Linked DNA regions of Homo sapiens: regions 1 and 2 are each linked to region 3. The links are chromatin contacts, found by Hi-C or POLR2A ChIA-PET in ENCODE. All regions are on one chromosome and are shown on one strand. The core of a region is the stretch at or near the end of the contact, and the rest is flanking DNA. Distances in the headings are between cores, read along the strand shown. Region 1 holds the start of OR4N2 (olfactory receptor family 4 subfamily N member 2). Region 2 holds the start of OR4M1 (olfactory receptor family 4 subfamily M member 1). Region 3 holds the start of OR4K2 (olfactory receptor family 4 subfamily K member 2).

What was found. A loop is a pair of places that touch in the nucleus more often than their neighbours do. ChIA-PET counts read pairs that join two places held with the same protein, here RNA polymerase II (POLR2A). Pooled maps may share reads with other maps.
Region 1: a map of dorsolateral prefrontal cortex shows a loop between it and region 3 (2.9-fold over the local background). The contact joins the promoter of OR4N2 here to the promoter of OR4K2 in region 3. A Hi-C loop is called at or near these places in 2 of 168 maps with a recorded cell type or tissue (K562 and dorsolateral prefrontal cortex) and 2 of 50 pooled maps. POLR2A ChIA-PET finds 5 or more read pairs at or near these places in 1 of 52 experiments (OCI-LY7).
Region 2: a map of chondrocyte shows a loop between it and region 3 (2.1-fold over the local background). The contact joins the promoter of OR4M1 here to the promoter of OR4K2 in region 3. A Hi-C loop is called at or near these places in 1 of 168 maps with a recorded cell type or tissue (chondrocyte).

What each region holds. Positions count from the first base shown.
Region 1 is chr14:19,801,798-19,806,368 of GRCh38, forward strand. It overlaps OR4N2 (olfactory receptor family 4 subfamily N member 2), which reads left to right and starts at 1,973. Exons shown (of 2, transcript NM_001004723.3): 1 at 1,973-2,047.
Region 2 is chr14:19,770,916-19,775,045 of GRCh38, forward strand. OR4M1 (olfactory receptor family 4 subfamily M member 1) reads left to right here and starts at 2,589. Exons shown (of 2, transcript NM_001005500.2): 1 at 2,589-2,678.
Region 3 is chr14:19,872,300-19,876,742 of GRCh38, forward strand. OR4K2 (olfactory receptor family 4 subfamily K member 2) reads left to right here and starts at 2,843. Exons shown (of 2, transcript NM_001005501.2): 1 at 2,843-3,835; 2 at 3,946-4,443. The coding sequence starts at 3,969.

The DNA.
Region 1 (4,571 bases), core at 723-3,222, 71 kb before region 3:
TGATAATATTTTTTTTATTTGCTTTCCTTATTTGTCTGCTTGTTTTGGGATAACTTTTACTTTTTTAATTTTAATTTTTTAACTTTTAGGTTCAGTTATACATGTGCAGATTTGTTATATAGGTAAAATTGCTTGTCACAGGGGTTTGGTGAACAGATTTATCACCCAGGTAATAAGCATAGTACCTGATAGTCAGTTTTCTGACCCTCACCCTTTTGCCACCATCCAATCTCAACTATGCCCAAGTATTTGTTGTTCCCTTCTTTGTGTTTATGTGTATTCAACGTTTATCTCCAATTTATAAGTAAGAACATGTAGTATTTAGTTATTTGTTCCTATGTTAGTTCACTCAGGAAAATAGCCTCCAGCTCCATGCATGTTGCTGCAAAAGATATGATCTCATTCTTTTTTATGACTGCATAGTATTCCATAGTATACTTGTACCACATTTTCTTTATCAAGTTCACCATTGATGGGCATCTACGTTGATTCCATGACATTGCTATTGTGAATATGCCTGTGATGAACATACTTGTGCATATGTTTTTATGGCACAATGATTTATATTCCTTTGGGTATATACCCAATAATGGGATTGCTGGGTTGAATGCTACTTTGGTTTTAAGTACTTTGTGAAATCGCCACACTGCTTTCCATAATGGCTGAACCAATTTTTATTCCCACCAGCAATGCATAAGCATTCCCTTTTCTCTGCAACCTCGCCAGCATGATCTATTATTTTTTGACTTTTTAACAATAGCCCATCTGACTGGTGTGAGATGGTATCTCATTGTGGTTTTGATGTGCATTTCTCTAATGATTAGTGATGTTTAGCATTTTTTTCATATGCTTCTTGGCAAAGTGTATGTCTTATTTTATTTTATTTTTTTTGAGATGGAGTTTCACTCTTGTCACCCAGGCTGGAGTGCAGTGGTGTGATCTCGGCTCACTGCAACCTCCACCTCCTAGGTTCAAGAGATTCTCCTGCCTCAGCCTCCCCAGTAGCTGGGATTACAGGCACCTGCCACCATGCCTGGCTAATTTTTGTATTTTTAGTAGAGACGGGGTTTCGCCATGTTGGCCAAGCTGGTCTCAAACTCCTGACCTCAGGTGATCCACCCGCCTTGGCTTCCCAAAGTGCTGGGATTACAGGCGTGAGCTACTGTGCCCAGCCTTGACAACTTTTTTTTTTTTTTTTTTTGATGGAGTCTCGCTCTGTCACCAGGCTGGAGGGCAGTGGTGCGGCCTCGGCTCACTGCAACTTTTGCCTCCTGGGTTCAAGCAATTCTCCTGCCTCAGCGTCCCGAGTAGCTGGGACTACAGGCATGCATTTGCAAATATTTTATCCTATTCTATAGGTTGTCTGTTTACCCTGTTGATAGTTTATTTTGCTGTGCAGAAGCTTTTTAGGTTAATTAGTTCACATTTATTAATTTTTGCTTTTGTCATCTTTGTCATGAAATCTTTGTCAGGGGCGATGCTGAGAATGGAATTTCCTAGGTTATCTTCCAGGGTTTTTATAGTTTTGGGTTTCACATTTAAGTCTTTAATCCATGTTGGATTTATTTTCATATATGGTATAAGGGAGGGGTTCAGTTTCCATTTTTTGCATATGGCTGTCTAGTTATCTCAGCACCATTTATTGAATAGGGAGTGCTTTTCCCATTGCTTGTTTTTGTCAGCCTTGTTGAAGATTAGACGGTTTTTGTTTTTAGTTCTGCTTATGTGGTGAATCACATTTACTAATTTGCATATGTTGAACCAACCTTGTGTTCCAAGTATAAAGCCTACTTGATTGTGGTGGATTAGAGTTTTAATGTGCTGCTGGATTCAGTTTGCTAGTATTTTCTTTTTTTTGCTAGTTTTCTTTTTTTGTTGTATCTCTGCCAGGTTTTAGTATCAGAATGATGTTGGCCTCATAGAATAAATTAGGGAGGAGTCCTTCCTCCTCAAATTTTCAGAATAGTTTCAGAGGAAAGGTACTAGCTCTTCTTTATGCATCTGGTAGAACTCAGCTGTGAATTCCTGTGATCCTGGGCTTTTTCTGGTTGGTAGGCTTTTTATTACTAACACAATCTTGGAACTTGTTATTAGTCTGTTCAGGGTTTCAATTTCTTCCTAGTTCAATCTTAGGAGGTTGTATGTTTCTAATAATTTATTAATTTCTTCTAGTTTGTGTGCATAGAGTTGTTCATAGTAGTCTCTGAGGGTTTTTAAAAAATATTTCTTTGGGGTTGGTGGTAATGTTCCCTTTGTCATTTCTGACTGTGTTTATTTTTCTCTCTTCTCTTTTTTGCTTTATTAGTCTAGCCAATGCTCTATCAATCTGATGTGTTATTCTGAAGAAACAAAACCTGGATTTGTTAATCTTTTGTATGGGTTTTTGCATCTCAATTTCTTTCAGTTCAGCTCTGATTTCAGTTGTTTCCTTTATCTTGCTAGCTTTGGGACTGATTTGCTTTTGTTTCTCTAGTTTCTCTCGGTGTGATGTTAGGATGTTAATTTGAAATCTTTCCAATCTTCTGATGTAGTTTTTTCTTTAGTGATATAAACTTACCTCTTAATACTGCTTTATATGTGCCCCAGGGATTTTGATATGTAGTATGTTTGTTCTCATTAGTTTCAAAGAATTTCTTGACTTCTGCCTGAATTTCGTTGTTTACCCAAAAGTCATTCAGGAGAAGGTTGGTTAATTTTCACATATGCTTTTGATGTATTTTATTGTATTGATTTCAATGTTTATTGCATTGTAATCTGAGAAAGTGTGGTTTGTATGATTTTGGATTTTTTGAATTTGCTGAAAATTGTTTTATGATCGATTGTGTGGCTGATTTTAGAGTATGTGCCATATGCAGATGAGAAGAATGTATATTCTAATGTTCTTGGGTGGAGAGTACTGTAGATGTCTGTTAGGACCATTTTGTCAAATGTCGAGCTCAGTCCCGAATCTCTTTGTTCATTTTCTATCTCAATGCTCTAATACTGTCAGTGGGGTGTTGAAGTCTCCCAGTAGTATTGTGTGGTTATTAAAGTCTCTTCAAAGGTCTCTAAGAACTTCCTTTATAAGTCTGGGTACTTCTGTGTTGGATGTATATATTCTTAGGATTGTTAGTTCTTCTTGTTGAGTTTAACCCTTTACCTTCATGTAATACCCTTCTTTGTCTTTTTCGATTATTATTGGTTTATAGTCTATTTTGTCTGGAATTAGAATCAGACCATTTGCTTTTTTCTGTTTTCTTTTTGCTTGGTCTATTTTTTCTCCATCCCTTTATTTTGAGCCCCTGGATGTCATTGCATGTGAGATGGGTCTCTTGTAGAGAGAATACAGTTGGGTCTTGCTTCTTTATCCGACTTGCCACTCTATGCCTTTTAATTGAAGCATTTAACTCATTTACATTCAAGGTCATTCAAGGTTAGATTGTGTGTTTCCCAGCAATGATTCCTTACCCATAATAAATTACTGAAATGACAGACATAGAATTCAGGATCTGGATGTCATGGAAGCTCATTGAGATTCAGGACAAATTTGAAATCCAATCCATGGAATCCAGCAAAATGACAGAAGAGCTGAAAGACAAAATAACCACTTTAAGAAAGAACCAAAGTGAAACTCTAGAGTTAAAAATTCACTAGAAGAACTTCATAATACAGTTGGAAATATTAACAGCAAAATAGACCAAGCTAAGGAAAATATCTCTGAGCTCAAAGACCGGTTCTTTGAATTAACACTGTGAGACAAAAATAAAGCAAAAACAATTTTAAAAGTGAACAAAACTTCTGAGAAAGATTACATAAAGAGACCAAATCTACAACTCATTACCATTACTGAGAGAGAAGGACAGAGAATAAACAACTCGGAAAATAAATTCGAATATATAGTCCATGAAAATCTTCCTAATCTTGCTAGAGAGGATGATATGCAAATCCAAGAAATAGAGAGAACCCTGGCTAGATATCGTACGAGATGTACAAGGCACATAATCTTCAGATTCACCACAGTTAATGCAAAAGAAAAGGGATCTAGAAAGAAAGGTCAGGTTATGTACGAAGGGAACCCCATCAGGCTAGCAGCAGAACTTTCAGCAGAACCTTTATAAGCCAGAAAAAATTGGGGGCCTATTTTTAGTATTCTTAAAGAAAATAAATTCCAACCAAGAATTTCATATCCCACCCAAACTTAGCTTCATAAGTGAAGGAAAAATAAAATCCTTCTCAGAAAATAAAATGCCAAGGTAATACATTTCAACTTAGCTAGCCTTACAACAGGTCCTTAAGGGAGTGCTAAACATGTGAACAAAAGAACAGCATCTGCTGCCACAAAAACACGCTTAAGCACATAGCCCATAGACACTATGAAGCACTACACAGTCAAGTCTATAAAATATCCAGCTAACAGCATGATGACAGGATCAATATCTGACATATCAATATTAATCTTAAATGTAAGTTATCTAAATGCCCTACTTAAAAGGCATAGAGTGGTAAGTTGGATAAAAAGGCAAGACACCACTGTCTGTTGTCTTGAAGAGACCAATCTATATGTAATGAAACCCACAGGGTCAAAGTAAAGG
Region 2 (4,130 bases), core at 1,339-3,838, 100 kb before region 3:
TCCTAGGCAGACAGGTATAAGTCCCTGGTGAATCCCAACCTTCAAGCCAAAGACAACATGAAGCCTGAAAACCAAGCCACCAGTTCCAGGTGCAGTCCACGACCCAACTGAGAACTTCCTCAGTGCCTTTTAGTCAATTAAATGGTGCTTTTTCCAGGCCTGCCCATGAACCAGTCAGCACACATTCCTCCATTCTGAGCCCATAAAAACCCCAGACTCAGCCTCACAGATGGCTCTCTGCTTTCAGTCCCACTCTTACACAGAGGGCTACCCACTTTGGCTACTCTCTTGTTGTCATGAGTTTTTCTGCCGCTCAGTAAAAATCTCATCAGCCTTGCTCACTCTGCGGTGTCTATATGCTTCATTCCTGTTGGTTGTGGGACAAGAATCCGGAATCCACTGAACAGTGGGTGCGAAAAGAGTTGTAAGACACGCTCCTGTTCACCAAGCTACAGGAGTGAAAAAAAAAATGCTGGGTGCCACACGTCCCCAGTTGCTGAGCTGTGGGCAGCAGGACTGAATGAGCTGTGACATACCCCCATTTGCTGAAGCTGTCGGCAGTGAGAACGAACAAGAGCTGTAACACTTCCTGGGGGCTCAGACCTTGACTCCCAGAGGAAAAGCTGTAACACCTCTTTGGGCTCCACAGTTGCTGGCATCTCTGAGTTTTTGGGCACTGCTGCATCCCCCTTATCCAGATGTCGGTGTTCAAGGCAGAAGTCAGTCATAGCATGCCCAAAGCAACCATGGGCTGAGCACTGAGCTACAGTGGGTGTCATGGGATCTGGGTGAGTGAGCATGAGTGGAGCACAGCCTGCCAGGCCAAATGAGCAGAACGAGTTCAGAGGGCCTCAGTGAAGCCTCAGCAGAGGCTCTGCTGGCCATCGAGATTTCCACTTGGCAAAGTGGCCCTCAAAGAATCCTGTGTCACATCCATGAGGGCTGTTGAGGTCCTTGGTATAGAAGGCTACTGGAATTCTGCTCAGATCAGGCTACTGGGGACTGCATTGATTTCTACCACATGACTGATACTGATAGACCTCATCATTTCTCTTTGTTACCAGCAGTTTACAGATTTCTCAGCTATGTTGGTCTCCCTAGCAATCTGGGATGGGTGAAACTTAAGCTGGTTGTTTGGGCAATGCTCCAGTAGGCTGGGTAAGAGAAAAGTTCCCCTTTCTCTGCAAGGGGAACTTGCAAGCTGAGCAGTGACCTCTCCATACTGAGCACTGCCAGCCTGAAGGAGATGAAGCAGGCAAAATGAAACTGTTTTTTCTACCATTTTTTGTTGTTATTCTTGAAGTTTTTCTGTCTGCTCTATTGTTTTAACTCCTTAAGTAGATTCCTGATCTCTGCTAGTTATTTTCATTTGTGGATATTTTCCCAATTGTTGTTCCTTGTAGGAGGAATAAAGACTGAGATGACCTACTCTGCCATTTTAGCTGATGTCTAACACATTTTCTTTGTTCATCTGTCTATGGACTTTTAAGCTGTTTCCGTATCTTGGCTTTTGTGTATATGCTGCAGTAAACATGGGTGTGAAGGTATCTCTTTGAGGTTCTGATTTCAATTCTTTTGGACATATTCCTAAAATTGGGATTGCTGAAACGTATAATAATTCTGTTTTTAATGTTTTGAGGAACTGACACATTATTTTTCATAGTGACTGCACCATTTTCTGTTTCCACCGACAGTGTATAGGAGTTTCAATTCCCTAAATTCTAGCCAACATTTCTTTTGTTTTTTGATAATAGCCATGCTAATAGGCATGAGGCAATATCTCATTGGTGTTTGGATATGCATTTCCTTGACAACTAGTGATGCTGAACATATTTGCTGTTGGCCATTTGTATATTTCCTTTAGAGAAATGTCTTCAAGTTTTTCACCCACTTTGAAATTGCATTATTATCATTATTATTTTTGCCATAGTATGACTGATTTTTAAGTGCTTCTTATATAATGGAGTTATTTAAATTTATTTTTTCTGTTTATTATTTGCCTGTTAAATTTGTCTTTATTTTCTAGTGATTTTAAATTGTTTTAATTTCTAACATTTTCCCTATATATGTGTTTGCCATTGATAAGTTTTAAATTTCATTATCAAATATGCTATAACTCTTTTTGTATTGTTTTTCCTTCATAGGGGCAGGATATACTTAAAAGTTTTTATTTATTCCAAAATAATTTAAATAGTCTCTCTATATTTCTAGTAATTAAAAAAATTACTCCTTTGCAATTTATGTTAAGTATAAGTTATAAAATATAATTCTTTTTAAAAATCTGGTTAACCAGTTGTTCCAGCACAACTTATTGTGTCCTCTGGGACAATAGAATTGAAAATGCACATTTTCCACCCCTAATCCTGGGAAATTCGCCATTTTTCTTACTTCTTCTGTGAAACTCAAAAGTTGTGTTTCTATGCTCTTTGGATGAAGTGCAAATCAACTTTTAAATTATCCCCTCAAGGCTTATGTTCCTACCTGGCTTCCCCTGGCCTCCAGAGGATTGATTTTTGTAGTTACAACCCATGCTGCTAGTTAGTTTACTGTTACATCAGGGCAGAAACTGATGGATACCAACATGTAGAGGATAAAGTCCTCCACTGTGGGTGGTGGAAGAGGCTTCTTCTACCTCCTCCCCATAGTTCCTGAAGGCACCAAGACTGTCACAGTAATTGGTAGGTGGAAAGTTGTTATAACCTTTACATAAACTATCCTATTTTTGAGACAGTAGGATAGATATAATGATGGGAATAACTATGTAAAATGCTCAGAGACCAGTGGTTAGAAACAGAAAGCAGCATGTAAGGAAATGTCTTAGGGAACTGTGATGATAGTGTAGAGCAGGTCATAGCTGTAGAGTGGGTGGACAAATTGTTTCTTCTCGGCCTTGATCTCAATAATTAAAGCATTTTAAAGTCAGGATTGAACAGGGCATTGAAGAGACAGCTTGGTCATTTTATACTCATAGGATGAATCATTTGTAAATAAGCTCAGAGAAGGCTGTTTTGATTTATGGGTCTTCAGAGCATGACAGATTGTTAAAATAAACTTCCAAAATTTTGAATCCCTTTACTCCTGAAAGAAAGTCAGGAAAACCCCAAGATCTTTAGTTACTTCTTCTTATAGTTCTTCAAGATGATCTCTGTGAAGAGGATGGGAAAGGTGAGGCTTGAAATATTTCATTTCAAAGGGATTAGTGTTAGTAGTAGTAAAAGCTTTGAAAATAAATAGAAAAGCAAAAAAGAAACTTAAAAGCAAAGAGACTCTTACTTGAAATAAATGTGGGTGAAATATGTATTTTAACAAAAAGGATTCCAAAAAGCAAAATTAGGAATTATGTAACAGGGTAGGGAAAGACTAAATGAATTAATAAAAACAATTAGATGTTGTGGTGTTTAATTTTTGTCAAAGTCTATTGATTTATTTATTCAATAAAAAATCCATGTAATCATCCCATCCATCCATCCATCTATCCATTTAACAAACACATATTGAAGACCATAGTATGCTAGGAACTACTTTAGGCAGTAGATATATAAATGAGACATACTCCATGACCTCAAGGAGCTCAGAGTTTCTGTTATATTTTGCAAAATACAAACTGAAAAATTACAATGTAATGAGTTAAAATTTGTACTGGAGGTGTAAACAGAGTACTATTATGGGAGCCATAGAAATGTGACATTTTTATGGAACTTATATATACAAAACTCATACAAAATTTCAGGCATTTTAGAAAACAAGCTTCTGAGAATAGATGAAGGATTTAAAAATAGGGATACATCAACAATGTAACAGGACTGTGGGTCTGGGAAAAATGTGGGGACCATTATATGCATTAATCACTACAATACCTATGAAGTAGGTACTGTTATTATTTCCATTGCACTGATGAGGCACATTGAGGCAGAGGTATGTGAGTTGCCCAGGATTACATAGCTAGTAAGTGTTCAGCTGTGGTTAGAATGAAGGCACTGAGAAATAAAATAAAAATGAAACCCTTAGCTCCCCAACCTACGGAATGGACCCTCTCTTGGCCAAGGGCACCCCAGAGTAACCTTAAAAGCTGAGTTTTCATCCATGACAAGATGGGCGGTCAGAGGTGCCTTCTTACATCCCCGCCCTCG
Region 3 (4,443 bases), core at 1,593-4,092:
TATACATATATATACCTATTTATATATATATACACATATATATACCTATTTATATATATATACACATATATATACCTATTTATATATATATACACATATATATACCTATTTATATATATATACACATATATATACCTATTTATATATATATACACATATATATACCTATTTATATATATATATACACATATATATACCTATTTATATATATATACACATATATATACCTATTTATATATATATATACACATATATATACCTATTTATATATATATACACATATATATACCTATTTATATATATATACACATATATATACCTATTTATATATATATACACATATATATACCTATTTATATATATATACACATATATATACCTATTTTTATATATATACACATATATATACCTATTTATATATATATATATATATATATATTTACCTCTAAGGAGAGGGAGATGATAGGGGACAATAGGATTGACATGTTGGAATGTCAGGGATAAAATCAAAACATCTCTGATTTTATCTACATTGTTAGTTTTGACTTAGGTTAAGAAATAGAGTTCAACTTAGAAAGCAGAGCTACCATGCACTGTAGGATAAGGCATTTACCATAGGAATTAGACCTTAAACAATTCTGGAAGGACTTAGGAAAGCAAAGACATGAAACAGGGAGCTGCAGAATCAGAGGCAGCAATAGCCAGTCAATCGAGAAACCAAGCCCATCTAGCCAATGAAGTAGAGGTCATGAAAGGAGCAAAATTTAGAAAATTTTGCTGGTAGAAAAATTTTTGTTCAGTTGCTGCTTCTGAGGATCTGCAGGCAGGCAGCCTGAGGCTTCTGTTGATCCTCCAATTCAGAAGTTGGGAAAAAGGTGGACGCAGAGTGAAGTGGCTGAGAACAAAACAAGCTAGAAGCTGTTGGCACCTCTGCATCTGTATAGCCACAAAGATCAGAGAGTAATGGCTGGTGCTTTGGGCTGCTTTTCAAATTCCAAACACATTTATTTTTAGACAACTCCAATACGGAAAGACGTGTAGAAAAGAATTCTGGGAACTGTAGTTCTCAGCTTAACCACTTTGACAATAGAAAGATGTAAGGTGCCACTCTCCGGTCTGTAGGAAAGACTCATGCACTTGCATTATTTACCTGGGAGCTCCGCTGGTACTGGAACTTTCAGAACGGATTTCCTAACATATCTTGTGCCTCACCTGGAGTGTATCAGATGGCTAGGGTCTGGCTGGTACTCCATATTTACATATAATATCTCATCATTCTGTATTCCTCCCGTGTGTGTGTGTGTGTGTGTGTGTGTGTGTGTGCGCGCGCGCGCGCGCGCACATGTGTGTCTATCTCTCAATGTTTCTTTGTATTTATTCTATTTATCCTAAGACCCTGATGAGTTAAAAAATAAAATATATAAACAGTGCTGGAGTCACGCATTGACTTTTAAAACTTCTGCTCATGTGTGGCATATGATACTTCTAGTCACATTACATTGAACAAAGTCATGTATCCAAGGTTCTGGTAGATAAAGTGAGGGTTATACTCCTTCCACAGCATGTGAAGGTCCCTGAAGGGATGAGCCATATACAAAAAGGTAATCAATTTTGATTTTCTAAAATTCAGTCGGCTGGGTATGGTGGCTCACTGTTCATCCCAGCACTTTGCGAGGTGGAGGTGGGCTGATCACTTGAGGTCAGGAGTTCGAGACCAGCCTGGCCAACACGGTGAAACCCCGCCTCTACTGAAAATATAATTAGCAGGGCATGGTGGCACATGCCTGTAATCTCAGCTACTCTGGAGGCTGAGACAGGAGAATCGCTTCAACCAGGTGGCGGAGGTTGCTGTGAGCCAAGATTGTACCATTGCACTCCTGGCTGGGTGACAAGAGTGAAACTCTGTCTGAAAAAAAAAAAAAATTCAGTCTACTACATAGACTGCACAGGAGAATAATCATATTATTAGTATTCAATAAATAAAAATATTCATAATGACAGTTACTTGGATGTCTCATTTAATTAATTACAATCACATTCACATTTCTGGTAACTTAGTCAAAATTATCTCCTTATATCCATTTCATTAAATGATCTGTATTAAATTTCTCCCTTCTCCAAACTATCTAAATAAATGCTTACATAATACTGCTTTCAAATAATCATAATTCTGCCCCTGACATTAAAATGACCCGTTATCTTTTATATCAAGTTAAATTTTTAGAAAGGCAGTCTTGCTCTTCTAAACTGCTAACTAAATATCCTGTTTCATGGCAAATAAGCTGCACTGTTTTCCTTCCCCGTGCATTTTTTTTCTTCTGCCAATTAATATTTTAGTTTTCATTCTAAGTCAAGTTCATGACATGTCTCCTGCAAGAACACTTGCTTGATTGATTCTGCACATTACCAGTTTTGTTTGTTTGTTTGTTTTTGTTTTTAACTAAAGTCTAGTTCATCCATGGTCTCTGAGAATTGACTGAACATGAGGTTTATTTGGTGGTATTTTTCACCAATTGTTTTATTTATAGGTGTTTAATATTTCCAAATAACTGTAAATTACTTGAAGCAGAGATGAATGTTTGGATTTTGTTCTCCGTTGCTTCTAATATAGCATTAGAGAACCAAGAGTGCTTATTAGAATTAGTTGATTTGATATTTCCTGCTGCTTTTTGAAATTAGGACTTTCCCAACTTCTAGTCCCTGACTCTCTCAGGTCCAGGTGAAAACAATCTTTGTAAATTCCCATAAGATTCTTGAAATATCTTTCCTTTGTCAACTCAATAATGCCATCTTTGTTGTTTAATAAATCCCATTGCAAGGTGATTTCTTGTTCAATTCCCATGTCCCTACAACATCCATTTTATCCACAGCTGATACACAACTAATGATTCAACTAGGTCATTTATTTATATTTTAAATTGCCTTCGATGCTCTGTCAGAAGCCTACTTAACACTGAATAATCTAAAGCCCTGGTTCTTCTATAGATCTGATAAGTAAAAGTGTTTTACAAATGAGTTCTACTGAAATATTTTAAATGTTTGCCCTTCCCACTCCCATTTCCTAATCCCTATTCCATGAAGCTTAGGTCAATACAACAGTTTACATATGTTAACATTTACAGAAGAAGAATTCAAACAGAGGTGAAATGAAAGAGACTGATCTTTGAGCACTTTCCCATGAAAATGTTGTTATATATCCTTTGTGATATAAAATTTTAAATCATAGAATTATAAATATTTATAAGGAACACAGTCATATTTTAATTAAAAAGAAAGGACCAAAAGAAGTTAAATGCCTTTCCTTTGTCTGTATGACTGTATTGTAATAAATTAGTCTCTCTGGATGAATATCAGCAAAACTAACTTTCTATGTATTTCTTTTGAGTTTCAAACAGGAAACTTTATCTGGGAATACTTTAACAGTTCATCTCTGGAAATTTACAAGAGCTCTACAACTGTCCATCGAAACTTCACTATAATGTGCTTAAGAGCCCTTATATGTGATATAATTTTTATATGTTTTCATCAGTAAGGATATCTTTATGGACAAATTCCAAATGACTAAACATGTATGTGTATGTGTGTTTCACACATTGTCAGCATAAAGTAAGTTCTTACTGTTATCGTTAGACTTACACAGATGAATAGATGGACAAATAGGTAGGTATGTCTGTTCAGAATGATATTATCTTGGTTGGATTGCCATTAGTATCAGAAAAGAAAGTGTTCTTTTCAATACCTATGATTTAAGGAACATTTTGCTATAAGCTCTAATATTTCATAATTTCCATTCAAAACAATATACCAAATGAGAAGGATGGAAAGAATAGTCAAGGTAAGTTTTATGAGAAGATAAAATTTCTGAAAGTAGATAATTGGAAATGAATCTTTTGCTTCTATTGAATCTGACTTTCCTTTTTTTTTTTTTTTTTTTTCGTGATACAGGCTTCTGCCTATGAATCAAGACAATGGATGTGGGCAATAAGTCTACCATGTCTGAATTTGTTTTGCTGGGGCTCTCTAATTCCTGGGAACTACAGATGTTTTTCTTTATGGTGTTTTCATTGCTTTATGTGGCAACAATGGTGGGTAACAGCCTCATAGTCATCACAGTTATAGTGGACCCTCACCTACACTCTCCTATGTATTTCCTGCTTACCAATCTTTCAATCATTGATATGTCTCTTGCTTCTTTCGCCACCCCAAAGATGATTACAGATTACCTAACAGGTCACAAAACCATCTCTTTTGATGGCTGCCTTACCCAGATATTCTTTCTCCACCTTTTCACTGGAACTGAGATCATCTTACTCATGGCCATGTCCTTTGATAGGTATATTGCAATATGCAAGCCCCTGCACTATGCTTCTGTCATTAGTCCCCAGGTGTGTGTTGCTCTCGTGGTGGCTTCCTGGATTATGGGAGTTATGCATTCAATGAGTC